Regions from separate parts of the Homo sapiens genome. Here all the other regions are linked to region 3. Evidence: read pairs that join two places in POLR2A ChIA-PET (ENCODE). Cell type or tissue: Panc1. All regions are shown on one strand.

The links. Peaks named below come from ENCODE experiments on the same cell type or tissue, not always from the same donor. Only the 100,000 strongest peaks of a DNase experiment are listed, where the experiment ranks them.
Region 1: POLR2A ChIA-PET joins it to region 3 with 12 read pairs; 3 of 35 experiments call an interaction of 5 or more read pairs at or near these places.
Region 2: POLR2A ChIA-PET joins it to region 3 with 10 read pairs; 6 of 35 experiments call an interaction of 5 or more read pairs at or near these places.

The regions. Positions count from the first base shown.
Region 1 is chr22:18,052,069-18,057,068 of GRCh38, forward strand. LOC105372853 (a long non-coding RNA gene) reads left to right here and starts at 3,891. Exons shown (of 6, transcript XR_001755424.2): 1 at 3,891-4,049. In Panc1, no CTCF peak of the experiment used is centred here; no DNase peak of the experiment used is centred here.
Region 2 is chr22:17,993,912-17,998,911 of GRCh38, forward strand. The region is part of intron 1 of MICAL3 (microtubule associated monooxygenase, calponin and LIM domain containing 3); the gene reads right to left. Among named protein-coding and RNA genes, the nearest start is that of MIR648, 15 kb to the left of the region's middle. RefSeq lists enhancers at 1-437, 438-938, 2,530-2,729. In Panc1, no CTCF peak of the experiment used is centred here; no DNase peak of the experiment used is centred here.
Region 3 is chr22:18,147,434-18,152,433 of GRCh38, forward strand. USP18 (ubiquitin specific peptidase 18) reads left to right here and starts at 2,737. Exons shown (of 11, transcript NM_017414.4): 1 at 2,737-2,789. It overlaps LOC124905076 (a long non-coding RNA gene), which reads right to left and starts at 1,781. Exons shown (of 2, transcript XR_007067999.1): 1 at 1,667-1,781. RefSeq lists an enhancer at 2,478-2,797. In Panc1, no CTCF peak of the experiment used is centred here; a DNase peak (open chromatin) is centred at 2,468; H3K4me3 peaks cover 2,318 bases; H3K27ac peaks cover 2,547 bases.

The DNA of each region.
Region 1 (5,000 bases), 95 kb before region 3:
AAAAAAGAAAAAAAGGGCCGGGCGCGGTGGTTCACTCCTGTAATCCCCAGCACTTTAGAAGGCAGAGGCGGGCGGATCCCGAGGTCAAGAGATCGAGACCATCCTGGTTAACACGGTGAAACCCCATCTCTACTAAAAATACAAAAAGTTAGCTGGGTGTGGTGGTGGGCGCCTGTAGTCCCAGCCATTCAGGAGGCTGAGGCAGAAGAATGACGTGAACCCGGGAAGCAGAGCTTGCAGTGAGCCGAGATCGTGCCACTGCACTCCAGCCTGAGCAACAGAGCGAGACTCCATCTCCAAAAAAAACCAAAAAACACACACACAAAAAAGGCAGCAGCAGCAGAGGCACCGGGGTTTCAGTGAGTTGCCCCAGGTCATGTTGTGTCCGGAATTGGTGGGTTCTTGGTTTCACTGACTTCAAGAGTGAAGCCACGGACCCTCGCGGTGAGTGTTACAGCTCTTAAAGTGGCGCGTCTGGAGTTTGTTCCTTCTGATGTTCGGACGTGTTCAGTTTCTTTCTCCCCGTGGGTTCGTTGTCTCGCTGGCTTCAGGAGTGATGCTGCAGATCTTCGTGGTGAGTGTTACAGCTCATAAAGGCAGTATGGACCCAAAGAGTGCGCAGCAGCATGATTTATTGCAAAGAGCAAAAGAACAAAGCTATCACACTAAGGAAGGAGGCCAGAGCGAGTTGCCTCTGCCGGCTCGGGCAGCCTGCTTTTATTCTCTTATCTGGCCCCACCCACATCCTGCTGATTGGTAGAGCTGAGTGGTCTGTTTTGACAGGGCGCTGATTGGTGCGTTTACAATCCCTGAGCTAGACACAAAGGTTCTCCACGTCCCCACCAGATTAGGTAGATAGGGAGTGTGGACACAAAGGTTCTCCAAGGCCCCACCAGAGTAGCTAGATACAGTGTCGATTGGTGCATTCACAAACCCTGAGCTAGACACAGGGTGCTGATTGGTGTGTTTACAAACCTTGAGCTAGATACAGAGTGCTGATTGGTGTATTTACAATCCCCGAGCTAGACATAAAGGTTCTCCAAGGCCCCACCAGAGTAGCTAGATACAGAGTGTCAATTAGTGCATTCACAAACCCTGAGCTAGAAACAGGGTGCTGATTGGTGTGTTTACAAACCTTGAGCTAGATACAGAGTGCCAATTGGTGTATTTACAATCCCTGAGCTAGACATAAAGGTTCTCCACGTCCCCACCAGACTCAGGAGCTCAGCTTGGCTTCACCCAGTGGATCCCGCACAGGGGCTGCAGGTGGAGCTGCCTGCCAGTCCCGCACTCCTCAGCCCTTGGGTGGTCGATGGGACTGGGCGCCATCGAGCAGGGGGCGGCGCTCGTCGGGGAGGCTTGGGCCGCACAGGAGCCCACGGAGGGGGTGGGAGGCTCAGGCATGGCGGGCTGCAGGTCCCGAGCCCTGCCCCGCGGGAAGGCAGCTAAGGCCCGGCGAGAAATCGAGCGCAGCGCTGGTGGGCCGGCACTGCTGAGGGACCCAGTACACCCTCCGCAGCCGCTGGCCCGGGGGCTAAGCCCTTCATTGCCCGGGGCCGGCAGGGCCGGCCGGCTGCTCCGAGTGCGGGGCCCGCCAAGCCCACGCCCACCCGGAACTCCAGCTGGCCCGCAAGCGGCGCGCGCAGCCCCGGTTCCCGCTCGCGCCTCTCCCTCCACACCTCCTTGCAAGCTAAGGGAGCCGGCTCCGGCCTTGGCCAGCCCAGAAAGGGGCTCCCACAGTGCAGTGGTGGGCTGAAGGGCTCCTCAAGTGCTGCCAAAATGGGAGCCCAGGCAGAGGAGGCACGGAGAGCGAGCGAGGGCTGTGAAGACTGCCAGCACGCTGTCACCTCTCAATGTGGCTGATAAGGTAGACTTGGGTGGGGTAGGGGCAGCCCAACAACCCGTTCAAAGAGCTTGAGGCACGTTCCTCTTCTGCTCTCACCGCTTTTCCTTCTCCCTGGTGCTGCAGAGCATCCCACAGTTTGTGTGCACTGCCTCCCCACACTCCCTCCTCATCTCACTCTGCCTGGCTCATGTCTCCACCATCCCCTCTTGTGGCTCCTCAGGAGGCTGCCCCTGACCTCCATCTTCCCCAGGGCAGTAGGGAATCACCCCATGTCGCCTCCCCTGGCCTCTTGCATGTCTTGACACAGAGCAGCACCCTCTCTCAAAGCGCTTCTTCTCCAGGCCTTCCAGGCCCACAGCCGACCCATAAGCTCCTCTCTCAATGGCTACAGCCTCCGCCTCCTGTACTGCCTCCTCCTCCTGTTCTCTAATTGTCCTGGGTCTTTCCACCACTTCTGTCTCCACATTGTGGTCCTAGGCTCCTCCACCCCAGGGCTTTAAGAACCACACACATGCTAATGACTCTCACCTTTGACCTTCTGCTGATCTTCCAGCTGAGCTTCAGACTCATATGCACTCCTAGGCTACGTGCTCTCTTGGTGCCCAACAGGTCTCAAACTTGACATGTCTAAAACAGAAGACTTGCCTGTAGTTCCAGCTACTCGGGAGGCTGGGGCAGGAGAGTCGCTTGAACCCAGGAGGTGGAAGTTGCAGTGAGCCGAGATCATGCCACTGTACTGCACCCTGGGTGACAGAGTGAGACTCGGTCTCAAAATAAATAAATAAATACATAAATAAATAAAACAGAAGACTTGCTTCCCTACCACTCCAAACCCATTTATTCCCTAGTCTCCTCCGTCATACTAAGTGAAACCACTCTACCCTGTTGCTCAGGACGAAAACCTCACCCTGAACTCTTTGCTTTGCTTTTCTCTAACATCTCACAATGAATCCATTAGTAAGTCCTCTTCTTTTTTTTTTTTTTTCAAGACAGAGTCTTGCTCTGTCACCCAGGCTGGAGTGCAGTGGCACAATCACGGCTCGCTGCAAGCTCCGCCTTCCGGGTTCACGCCATTCTCCCACCTCAGCCTCCCGAGTAGCTGGGACTACAGGCGCCCGCCACCATGCCCAGCTAATTTTTTGTATTTTTAGTAGAGACAGGGTTTCACCATATTAGCCAGGATGGTCTCAATCTCCTGCCCTTGTGATCTGCCCACCTCGGCCTCCCAAAGTGTTGGGATTACAGGCGTGAGCCACCGCGCCCGGCCAGTCTGCTCCATTTTTTTTACATTCAAAATGCATTTCCCACTGCTAACTACCTCCACTTCCTCCCCCCAGATCTAGGCCACCCTCCTCTCTTCCATGTACCAAAACCCCTACCTATTCTTCCTATCGCCGTTCTTGGCCCCCTCTAGCCCATCCTGTACAAAGCAGCCCAAGAATGGCCTTTCTAAAGTAGATGCCACATCACAGGACTCTTCCCCTTAAAAAACCCAACAGAATCCAAACCCTTTCTGGTGGCCTGCAGTGACAGAGCTGACCCTGCCGGCGTTTGCCGCTCTTTTCCCTCCTCTCCGTTGGTCGCCGTGGCACTGTCCTATGGGCCTTCTTTTTGTCCCCTGAACACACCAAGCTCTTTTCTGACTCTGAGCCCTTCCACTCAATGGTCCATGCTACCTAGCAGCCCCCTCACCTTTCAGGCTGCAACTTTGACACCTGCTCAGACAGGCCTGCCCTAACCTTGTGGGCTAAAGGAGCCCCACATCACTCTCTAGCTGCAGTTTCATTTTGTTTTGTTTTTGAGACAGGGTCTCACTCTATCACCCAGGCTAGAGTGCAGTGGTGTGATCATAGCTCACTGCAAGCTCCGCCTCCTTCCATGATAGCCTCAAACTCCAGGCCTCAATGGATCCTCCCTCCTCGGCCTCTCAAAGGTCTGGGATTACAGGCATGAGCCACTATGCCCGGCCTCTATCTGCATTTTGTGTTCAGTGTACACTTATCAGTACATAAATTATCTTGGCTAGTCGTCATTTCTGTTGTCTATCTCCAACCACCCCCGAAGCCTTTCATCTCTAGCTCCCAGAGCTGGGGACTTGTCTTGTTTACTGCCGTATTCCCAATGCCTAGAGCTCATGTGGCATGCAGCAGGCACTGGCTATGGGTGGAGGTCTCCAGCTCTGCTCCAGCTCCTGTCCCACACGGTGAGTAGCCTTCAGAAAAGGAAGTCCTTGAAAAGTGGAGGCTGGGGCTTTGTTCGGCCTTTCCCTGCCCCTAGGCTTGCGTTCAGCCCGTGGCTGTGTGTCCCTTCCTGGCTTTGCCCCTGATTTGCTCAGTGTGGGTGAGCCATAGCCAGTCTGGTGCTGAGGAAGGGGGTGGATGGGAAGGGCGGGGCCCATATGTCAGTGAGACACAGGCCACAGTTCAGATGGATGGTATCAAGTCTTCATGACTTCAGCTGCACTTAGTTAAACATGGACCAGCCCATTGGAACCTTGTGGGCAGTAGTCTGATTTCTGCTGTCATTTCTGCTCTCTTCCAAGCTTCAATTAAGGGAGCAACAAAAGATCTCTATCATGAGCCATGTGTGGTGATCTCATCTGCTGAGACAAATATTTTTTTTTCTGGTTATATTTATAGAACACTCTCTTGTTTCCTTGAACAACCCTAGCTGGCATTATCTTGTTTACTTTCTCTTCATCTAGATTTGCATTTGCAGGGGGGCAGCTTTTATCTGTTGCTCTTAGCTGTGTGGGATTTCAAATTCCTCTGTTTTTCTTCTTTTAGCTTTCATCTGTGAGCTCTTTTAAAATCAAGCAGTTTGTAACTTATAGTTACCAAGGCAGTAATTAATATTATAAGAAAATAGACAACACCGGCTCCAGCTAAGCACTCTGTGATAATTTTTCTTAGCAGTGTCTTGTGGCCTTGCAGAGGAAAATGGAACTTGGTATTCCTTTCCCCTTTGTGCCAGTCATGTGCTTCCTGATGCCAGGCCTCCCTCCAGCCCTCCCATCACAGGGAAACTAGTACAGACCACCCCCACAGACCTGTGGACTGACACCTGACTACCTTTGGGGGCATCTGACCTTGCCTGCGGTCCCACGGTGACTCACAGTGAAACTAAGATGCACAGCTCGGGTAGGAACCTGCTG
Region 2 (5,000 bases), 150 kb before region 3:
TCCAAAACCCAATGCCTTCATCTAAATCCTGACGCCACCACTTGTTTTAGCCCTCTGTGCCCCACTTCCTAGTGTGAAAAGCAGGGATCATAACAGCACCCCGTCTGTCCGCTGTGGTGAGGACTGAGCGCGTTAAGACACGTGGGCACTCAGGACAGTGTGGCATGGCCAACAGTCTCTAAGCATCTCTGATGCTGCCATCGCTGCTGTGCTCATCAGCGCCAGGTGCTGCTCTCCCACCCCTGTCCCTGTCCCATCACAGCCTGACAATTCTCAGCCACAACAAGGAGCTTTGTTGGTGGAGGAGGGAGGAATATGGCTAGAACCTCTGTAAGCTGACTTTCTGTGGGCTGGGGACAGTCCACGCTAAAGGGTAGCTGCCATTCCCCTGGGGGCTCCAGGTGCCAGGAGTGAGCACTCTGCATCTTCCCCCTGACCAAGCTGCTCCTCCTCTCTTGGCTTCCAACACTGGCACTGGCCTCCCGGGACCCATGCTACCTCCAGACTTCAACTGGCAACAGAAAAGAGACAGAGGGCTGGGTGCAGTGGGGTGCCTGTAATCCCAGCACTTTGCAGGGATCACCTGAGCCCAGCAGTTCAAGACCAGACTGGGCAACACAGAGAGAGCTTGTCTCTCCACAAAATTTAAAAATTAGTCGGGTGTGGTGGTGTGGGCCTGTAGTCCCAGCTACTCAGGAGGCTGAGGTTGGGGGATGGCCTGGCCCAGGAGGTCAAGGCTGCAGTGAGCCGAGATCATGCCACTCCAGCTGGGGCCACTCCAGCCGGGGCCACAGAGTAAGACTCTGTCTCAAAAAAAAAAAAGAAAAAAAAAGAAGCATGGGCAGGAGAGAAGAGAAGCCTGGGACCCACTAAGGTTTATTTCGCCTTTACACAGGAAAAGTCAATAAAAGCCACTAGTTAACCACAAGGCTGTGCTGTCCATCCCTCTCCTGCCAGAGTTAACCAGACCGAATCTCCTGCCAGAGTTAACCAGACTGAATCCTTCAACAGATATACAATTCAACAGACACCTGCAGACGTGCCTAATGCAGGAAGACTCCTCACTAGATTCCCTCACACATAACACACATGCACTCTGAGCTGGGCGCTAGAGAGACACGGCCTAACAGAACACGAAAAAGATACTGTTGTCCTTGCCAAGGTCCTCACTACTTAGCAGAAGCTCTTGCCCTTCCGCTTCCACCTTTCATCAAGGTATAAGCCAACAGTCTCACTTCTTCTCTCTTCTTTAATCTGATTTCTGTCCTCCCTTTTTCTTTTAAGAGACAGGGTCTCACTCTGTCACCCAGACTGGAATGCAGTGGTGTGATTATAGCTCACTGCAGCCTCAAACTCCTGGCCTCAAGTGATCCTCCCACCTCAGCCTTCTGAGCAGCTGCGACTATAGGTGTACACCACCATGCCCGGCTAATTTTTAAAATTTTTGTAGAGACAGGGTCTCACTATGTTGCGCAGGCTGGTCTCAAACTCCTGGCCTCAAGCAATACTCCTACCTTGGCCCAGCCTCTCAAAGTGCTGGGATTACAGACGTGAGACATTGCACCCAGCCTTTTCTTTAATTTTTTTTTTTTTTTTTTTTTTTTTTTTTGGGACAGTAGGGTCTTGCTCTATCACCAAGGCTGGAATGCAGTGGTGCGATCTCCGCTCACTGCAGCCTTGGCCTCCCAGGCTCAAATGATCCACCTACCTCATCCTCCTGAGTAGCTGGGAATACAAGTGTGCAACACCCACACCTGGCTATTTTTTGTATTTTTTTTGTAGAGACAGAGTTTCACCATGTTGGCCAGGCTGGTCTGGAACTCCTCACCTCAGGTGATCTGCCCACCTCGGCCTCTCAAAGGGCTGGGATTACAGGCATGACCCACCACACCTGGCCTCTTTTCTTTTTTAAAACTGCGGCAATCATCTCTCCTCTGTTGAACTCACCAATGAGAAAAAGTCAATGGGGCCAGGCATGGTGGCTCACACCTGTAATCCCAGCACTTTGAGAGGCTGAGGCAGGCAAATTGTTCGAGCCCAGGAGCTCTAGACCAGCCTGGACAATGTGGCAAAACCCCATCTCTACAAAAAATTTTAAAAATTAGCCAGGCTTGGTGGTGCACGCCTGTAGTCTCAACTACTCAGGCAGTCAAGGTTGCAGTGAACCATGATCGCACCACTGCACTCCAGCCTAGGTGGCAGAGTGAGATGCTGTCTCAATTTAAAAAAAAAAAAAAAAAAAAAAAGGCTGGGCACAGTGGCTCACACCTGTAATCCCAACACTTTGGGAGGCCGAGGCCAGTGGATCACAAGGTCAGGAGATCGAGACCATCCTGGCTAACACGGTGAAACCTTGTCTCTACTAAAAAAAAAATACAGAAAATTAGCCGGGCATGGTGGCAGGTGCCTGTAGTCCCAGCTACTCGGGAGGCTGAGGCAGGAGAATGGTGTGAACCCGGGAGGCGGAGCTTGCAGTGAGCCGAGGTCGTGCCACTGCACTCCAGCCTGGCCCACAGAGCAAGACTCCATCTCAGAAAAAAAAAAAAAAATGCAATCAACTGCAAGGCTTGGGGTGACAGTTTCCTGGTCATTCTTCCCAGTTTTTTTGTGTCTTTATAGCTAGAGATGACTAAAGCCCACCTCCAAGAAAACAGCAAGTCACGTACAACTGAAGCCCATGGGGGCAGGATGCTGTTCTCTCCACCGGGGCAATCCAAGCACCTGAGTGTCTGACACCACCCATCACCCAGGGGATCCGAGCTGAATTCTAAAGACTGGAACCAAAGATGACAGAGTGCGTGGCTGGAGAGAGGGGGAAGTCCACAGAGTTTAGGTAAATTTCTGAACCACATCCCCACCACGCCCACAATGTACTGCATTGAAGTACACCGGAAGCTAAAGACCAAAAAGGAATCAGATTTTCAGCTCTGCCACCTAAAGCAGAAACTGAGGGCCTTATTCACCGCACAGACTTTAGCCCAAGTGCCATGCCTCCAGTTTCACAGTTTCACCAGCAGCTCAAGCAAAATGGCCTGGACACTAAAGATGGCCTCTGGGTCAGAGTATCACTCATTTCCTCTGTCCACAAACCACTTTGATTCTCTTTGATTCTCTCTGTCCCTCATCTCCCCATCTAGTCTTTTTTTTTTTTTTTTTTTTTTTGAGACAGAGTCTTGCTCTGTCACCCAGGCTGGAGTGCTGGAGTGCAGTGGTGTGATCTCAGCTCACTGCAACCTCGGCCTCCTGAGCGCAGGCAATCCTCCCACCTCAGCCTCCAGAGTAGCTGGGACCACAGGTACACACCACCACGCCCAGCTAATTTTTGTACTTTTTGTAGAGATGGGGTTTAGCTATGTTGCCCAGTCTGCTCTCAAACTACTGGGCTCAAGCAATCTGCCCACCTCAACCTCCCAAAGTGTTGGTATTACAGGCATGAGCCACTGCGCCCGGCCCATCTGGTCTTATTAAATACTTCATTCTCTGCAAATGCAGACGTTTTCTCAGCTCTGATTATTTTTTCTAAAGTAATGACCCCCCACCTGGCTAGATGAATGCTTCTAGCAAAGGAAAAGACCAGAATGTGAAAATTGTACTGCAATAGAACATAAAGCCCGTCCAACCCCACCTCCCATCAGACCTGGGGTGGTGGCAGCAGCAGGCGTCAGGGCTCTCAGGCCTGCCCATTAGTCATCCCTAAGGCCCGTTAGCACACGGGTTAGGAGGAGCACACACTCTGGAATCAGAAAGCCCAGGATTGAACCCAGCCCTGCTTTCAGTCAAGGCTTTGTCACTCACTATCACTCCCTTGACCTAGGACCTCACAAAACCTTGTCATCCGTAAAACTGGGGATGATAAGTTCTACCTTGAATGTTGTTGTGAGGAATAAATGAGGTAATGTCTATGCAGCACCTAGCACAGATTCCTGCAGATAAACACTCAATAAATGTTAACTATCATCCACTACCTAGTCATCAGAAAAGCACAATGATCTGGTATCTTTAAGTCCTTCCGCTTCCAAAAAAAAAAAAGAAAAGAAAAAAGAAAAAGATGTGTGGATTTTTTCCCCCTAAAGGTCTCAGTGAAGTGAAACTTAAGAAGGAAAACCTGGGCCGGGTGTGGTGGCTTACGCCTGTAATCTCAGCACTTTGGAAGGCCAAGGAGGGTGAATCACCTGAGGTCAGGAGTTCGAGACCAGCCTGACCAACACGGTGAAACCCTGTCTCTACTAAAAAATACAAAAAATTAGCAGGGCGTGGTGGCAGGTGCCTGTAGTCCCAGCTACTTGAGAGGCTGAGGCAGAAGAATCGCTCGAACCCAGGAGGCAGAGTGCATGAGCCAAGACTGCGCCATTGCACTCCAGACTGGGCGCGACAGAGCAAGAGACTCCGTCTCAAAAAAAGAAGAAGAAGAAGAACCCAATTCAAATCCCAGTTCAGGGACCAACTCATTTGCAACTTAAAGCAAATCATGTTACCTCCATTTCTTTGCCTATAAAATGGGAATAATAGACTCTATTAAACTTTAACGACTTCAGAGACAATTAAGAATCAATGAGATAACAGGTCATGAAAAAGCTTTCACTTCCTCAAGTAAAAAGCAACTAAGTAGTAAATCCAGAGCATAATAATAATAATAATTATTATTATTATTATTTTTTTTTTGAGATGAAGTCTCGCTCTGTATCCCAGGCTGGAGAGCAGTGGCGTGATCTTGGCTCACTGCAACCTCCACCTCCCAATTCCCGGTTAAGCAATTCTCCTGCCTCAGCCTCCCCAGTAGCTGGGATTACAGGCGCGCACCACCACGCCCAGCTGGTATTTTTAGTACAAACAGGGTTTCACCACGTTGGCCAGGCTGGTCTTGAACTCCTGACCTCGTGATCCGCCCGCCTGGCCTCCCAAAGTGCTGGGATTACAGGTGTGAGCCACCGCGCCGGGCCCAGAGCATAATTATTATTAAAATGCCAGGCCCCATAATATTATGGAACATAAATAAGCCA
Region 3 (5,000 bases):
TTTTTTTTTTTTTTTTTTTTTTTTTTTTGGATAGGGGATCTCGCTGTGTCGCCAGGCTGGAGTGCAATGATGCAATCTTGGCTCACTGCAACCTCTGCCTCCCGGGTTCAAATGATTATCCTGCCTCAGCCTTCCGAGTAGCTGGGACTACAGGCGTGTGCCACCACACCCAGCTAATTTTTTGTATTTTTAGTAAAGACGGGGTTTCACCGTGTTAGCCACGGTGGTCTCAATCTCCTGACCTCGTGATCCACCCGCCTTGTACTTCTTTATCTATCTGTGTATACATACTGAAAATCATGGATCCACACTGCTAAGTCCAATTCCAGTTCAACACTAGTGGGCTCATTCTCCCTTTCCTTATTTGTAACTCCTATCTCTGAGAGTTTCAACTCTGGCTCCAATTATCCTTAATACATTCAGTTACCTGGTCATCCCCCTGTATGTAACTAATCTGTCATCTCCACCAGCACCCTGCCCTCCCTGGACACCACACACTGGGCCACTCCAATACCGGGATGTGCCACATCTTCAAATTGCTTGGGCTGTGACCCTGGGCCGGGCTGCACCAGCACCCATTTGTGTCTGACATTGTGCTGGGCAGCCCCACTGTGCTGCCACCCTCCTCAACCTGCTCCAGTCCAGCACCCTGCTTGGGCCACTGTGGAACATACTACACAAACGCCCACTTTGCTTGACACACCTGATGGCCTTAGCACGGAATTGTTCAGGAGGGTACCATGAAGGACGGAAGGAAGAGCCCCATAGAAGTGTAATGGATCCTTACATTATATAGTCCAGCCTCCAACCCAAGGTTCACCCTTGTCCATTCTGCACTGGGGCAGCAACACCAATTACTTTGCTCCACCGACCTACCAAGATTCAGATAGAATCATTGGATTGACTATTAATAGTTTTCTGCTGATAGTTGCTGCAAGCAACTGCAGCTTGCTCCTTAGCCTTCTACTGACTTGCTGTATTTAGCATATTTTATCAAATTTTGCAACCTCCTCTCCTCATTGCCCTCACTTGAGTTTTTGAGGTTCCTGTTTGTGGACAAGACTTACCAGATGTATGAAGCTGGTTATATAACTGATTGGTCAGCAAATATAATGAGGACGGACCCTGCGCCCACCACCGTGTACCTGTGTAAACACCATACTGCGCAAAGTCCACCAGCCTTCCAGGGAGAACATGCTGCACTGTGGGCGACACTGCCTCCGTTCCAGCAGCAATGTAAGCGGAGTCTGGGCTGACGATGGACGTGTGGATAGCCTGTATGTGTATATCTGTGCTCATGCTTCTAACACACATCCACCCTATTATGGACACGTTTATACATCTTCATGCCATGGTATTTTGTACCTTACTGCAGACCCTACCAACGCTTCAGTGAGGTTCTGGCAGCTTTGGGTTTTTGGAGGCTATTTGTCTGTTGCTGCGGGGACGGCTTTCAGAAAGAATGATCGCTTTGGGGGAATTGTACCCTGCTTTCCTGCGCAAATTCCAGCGGCTGGAGTTTGAGGCCCCTAGCAGATAACCCTTCTGCCCCTACCCCCATGAGTCTACATACAAGAAATACATCTCTAAAGAGGTAATAAGCCTTTCCGGTGTGCATGTTACAGATCTCTTAACCTTATATATACACAGATGGTCCATCACTTACCGTGGTTTCACTTACGATGTTTCGACTTCATGATGGGTTCACTGGGACTTGACCCCATTTTTTTTTTTTTTTTTTAGACGGAGTCTTGCTCTTGTCGATCTCTGCTCACTGCAACCTCCGCTTCTTGGGTTCAAGTTATTCTCCTGCCTCAGCCTCTTAAGTAGCTGGGATTAAGCGCCACCACGCCGAGCTAATTTTTGTACTTTTAGTAGAGATGGGGTTTCACTATGTTGGTCAGGCTGGTCTCGAACTCCTGACCTCAGGTGATCCGCCTGCCTCAGCATCCCAAAGTGCTGGGATTACAGGTGTGAGCCACCGCGCCCCCTGACCCCTTCTTAAGTGGAGAAATATCTGTATCTGCATGCCCACAGGGGAGCTCCTAATTACACCATGTGCCGCATCCAAGCCACAGGCCGGTGATGTGAAGACACCCGATCCAAGAAATACAATAGCATTAAGAAAGAAAAAATGCTGCCATGGATACTACCAAACGCCAAATGACTCTAACACGTAGGCTAATTGCAAGGACCTTAAAATCGCAAATAAAAAGGCGCCTGTAGGTCGGGCGCGGTGGCCCACACCTGTAATCCCAGCACTTTAGGAGGCGGGCGGATCACCTGAGACCAGCCTGGCCAGCATGGCGGAACCCCATCGCTACTAAAATACAAAAATTAGCCAGGAGTGGTGGCGCATGCCTGTAATCCCAGCTACTCCGGAGCCTGAGGCAGGAGAATCGCTTGAACCCAGGAGGCGGAGTTTGCAGTGAACCGAGACAGCGCAACCGCACTCCAGCCTGGACGACAGAATGAGACTCCGTCTCAAAAAAAAAAAAAAAAAAAAAAAGCGAGGGCTGGAAGTCTGGAGCAGGTGCGCGGCTGCAACGGCAGCCGCGGGAAGCTCGGGCCGGCAGGGTTTCCCCGCACGCTGGCGCCCAGCTCCCGGCGCGGAGGCCGCTGTAAGTTTCGCTTTCCATTCAGTGGAAAACGAAAGCTGGGCGGGGTGCCACGAGCGCGGGGCCAGACCAAGGCGGGCCCGGAGCGGAACTTCGGTCCCAGCTCGGTCCCCGGCTCAGTCCCGACGTGGAACTCAGCAGCGGAGGCTGGACGCTTGCATGGCGCTTGAGGCAAGTTCGGGGCTCATTTTGGAAGTTTTCTTTCTAGCACAGACATCCAACTCTGCTCCTATGCCAGTCAGATAATTAAGGAATTAAGTAATAATTGTGCTCTGCAAATTATGATAGTGATCTGTATTTACTACGTGCATATATTTTGGGCCAGTGAATTTTTTTCTAAGCTAATATAGTTATTTGGACTTTTGACATGACTTTGTGTTTAATTAAAACAAAAAAAGAAATTGCAGAAGTGTTGTAAGCTTGTAAAAAAATTCAAACAATGCAGACAAATGTGTCTCGCAGTCTTCCACTCAGTATCATTTTTGTTTGTACCTTATCAGAAATGTTTCTATGTACAAGTCTTTAAAATCATTTCGAACTTGCTTTGTCCACTGAGTATATTATGGACATCTTTTCATGGCAGGACATATAGATGTGTTAATGGCATTAAAAATAAAACAAAAAACTGATTCGGCCGGGTACGGTGGCTCACGCCTGTAATCCCAGCACTTTGGGAGATCGAGGAGGGAGGATCACCTGAGGTCAGGAGTTACAGACATGGAGAAACCCCGTCTCTACTAAAAATACAAAATTAGCCTGGCGTGGTGGCGCATGCCTGTAATCCCAGCTACTCGGGAGGCTGAGGCAGGAGAATCGCTTGAACCCGGGAGCGGAGGTTGCGGTGAGCCGAGATCGCACCGTTGCACTCCAGCCTGGGCGACAGAGCGAAACTGTCTCAAACAAACAAACAAAAAAACCTGATACATGGTATGGGAAGTACATTGTTTAAACAATGCATGGAGATTTAGGTTGTTTCCAGTTTTTACTGGCACAGATACGGCAATGAATATAATTTTATGTATACATTCATACAAATATATCGGTGGAAAATTCCTAGAAGTGGAATGGCTGGGTCAGTGGGCATTCATATTGAGAAATTGGAAGGATGTTGTCAAACTCTGCAAATCAGAGTATTTTAGTCTTAACCTCTCTTCTTCACACCCTTTTCCTTGGAAGAAAGCTAAATTTAGACTTTTAAACACAAAACTCCATTTTGAGACCCCTGAAAATCTGGGTTCAAAGTGTTTGAAAATTAAAGCAGAGGCTTTAATTTGTACTTATTTAGGTATAATTTGTACTTTAAAGTTGTTCCAGAAAACAAGGCAAATACTGAAAAGCATTTCATCTGAAGTTTCTTTCTGGTATTGAACAGAGTTGGATGGAGAGTGAATGCAGGTTACCGATGTGTTCGCAGGAACAAAACGGGAGGGAGAGTAACACAGGTGCACGGCTTCATATTGATTTATCAAAGAACTTGCTTTTGGACTGTTAAAAAATGTGTTGCACAGTTCTGACACTTTTACACAATGATGAGCTTACAAAGGGGAAAATGCTTAACATAAACATAGTTTCAAAGAAGGTAAGTCCTAGTTTTTCCACGAGCTGTTTTTTTTTTTGAGAGAGAGTAGTCCCAAAATTTCCCTATTATGTGGTTTTTCATCCAAAGTGTTGTAATCCGTGTGTTCTAACCCGCATATTACGATTACTCAAGAAATGCAAAATAGGCCGGGCGCGGTGGCTCACGCCTGTAATCCCAGCAATTTGGGAGGCCGAGGCAGGTGGATCACGAGGTCAGGAGATCAAGACCATCCTAGCTAACACGGTGCAAACCCATCTACTAAAAATAAAAAATATTAGCTGGGCGTGGCGGCAGGCGCCTGTAGTCCCAACTACTCGGGAGGCTGAGGCAGGAGAATGGCGTGAACCTGGGAGGCGGAGCTTGCAGTGAGCCAAGATCCGGCCACTGCACTCCAGCCTGGGCGACAGAGGGAGACTCCGTCTCAAAAATAAAAATAAAAATAAAAAAAGAAAAAAGAAATGCAAAATAATGTGAACACGTCATCGAGACTGCGGTCTACAATTGTGGTTGCCATGATGGGGTGGGTCGGAAGACACCGAGGCTGCTTGAATCATGTTCCTGGCAGGTTAATTTTGTTCCTTTTAGGGCATCTAAATGTTGGAGTTGGCTTTCCTGGCAGAGAGTCCAGTTGTGAGTGGAGTATTGGGTGGAGGCCCCACCCTCCCCAGGTTTTCTGCAGCTTGTTCCTGGCTCTTCTGGGGCTTCTCTGAGGACCCCGATTGGTCCTGGGGCTTCTTTAGTGGTGGGCCTGGGCCAGTTCCTTCCGTTGCTCACCTCTCCCCGAAGCTTAAGGATAACATTTC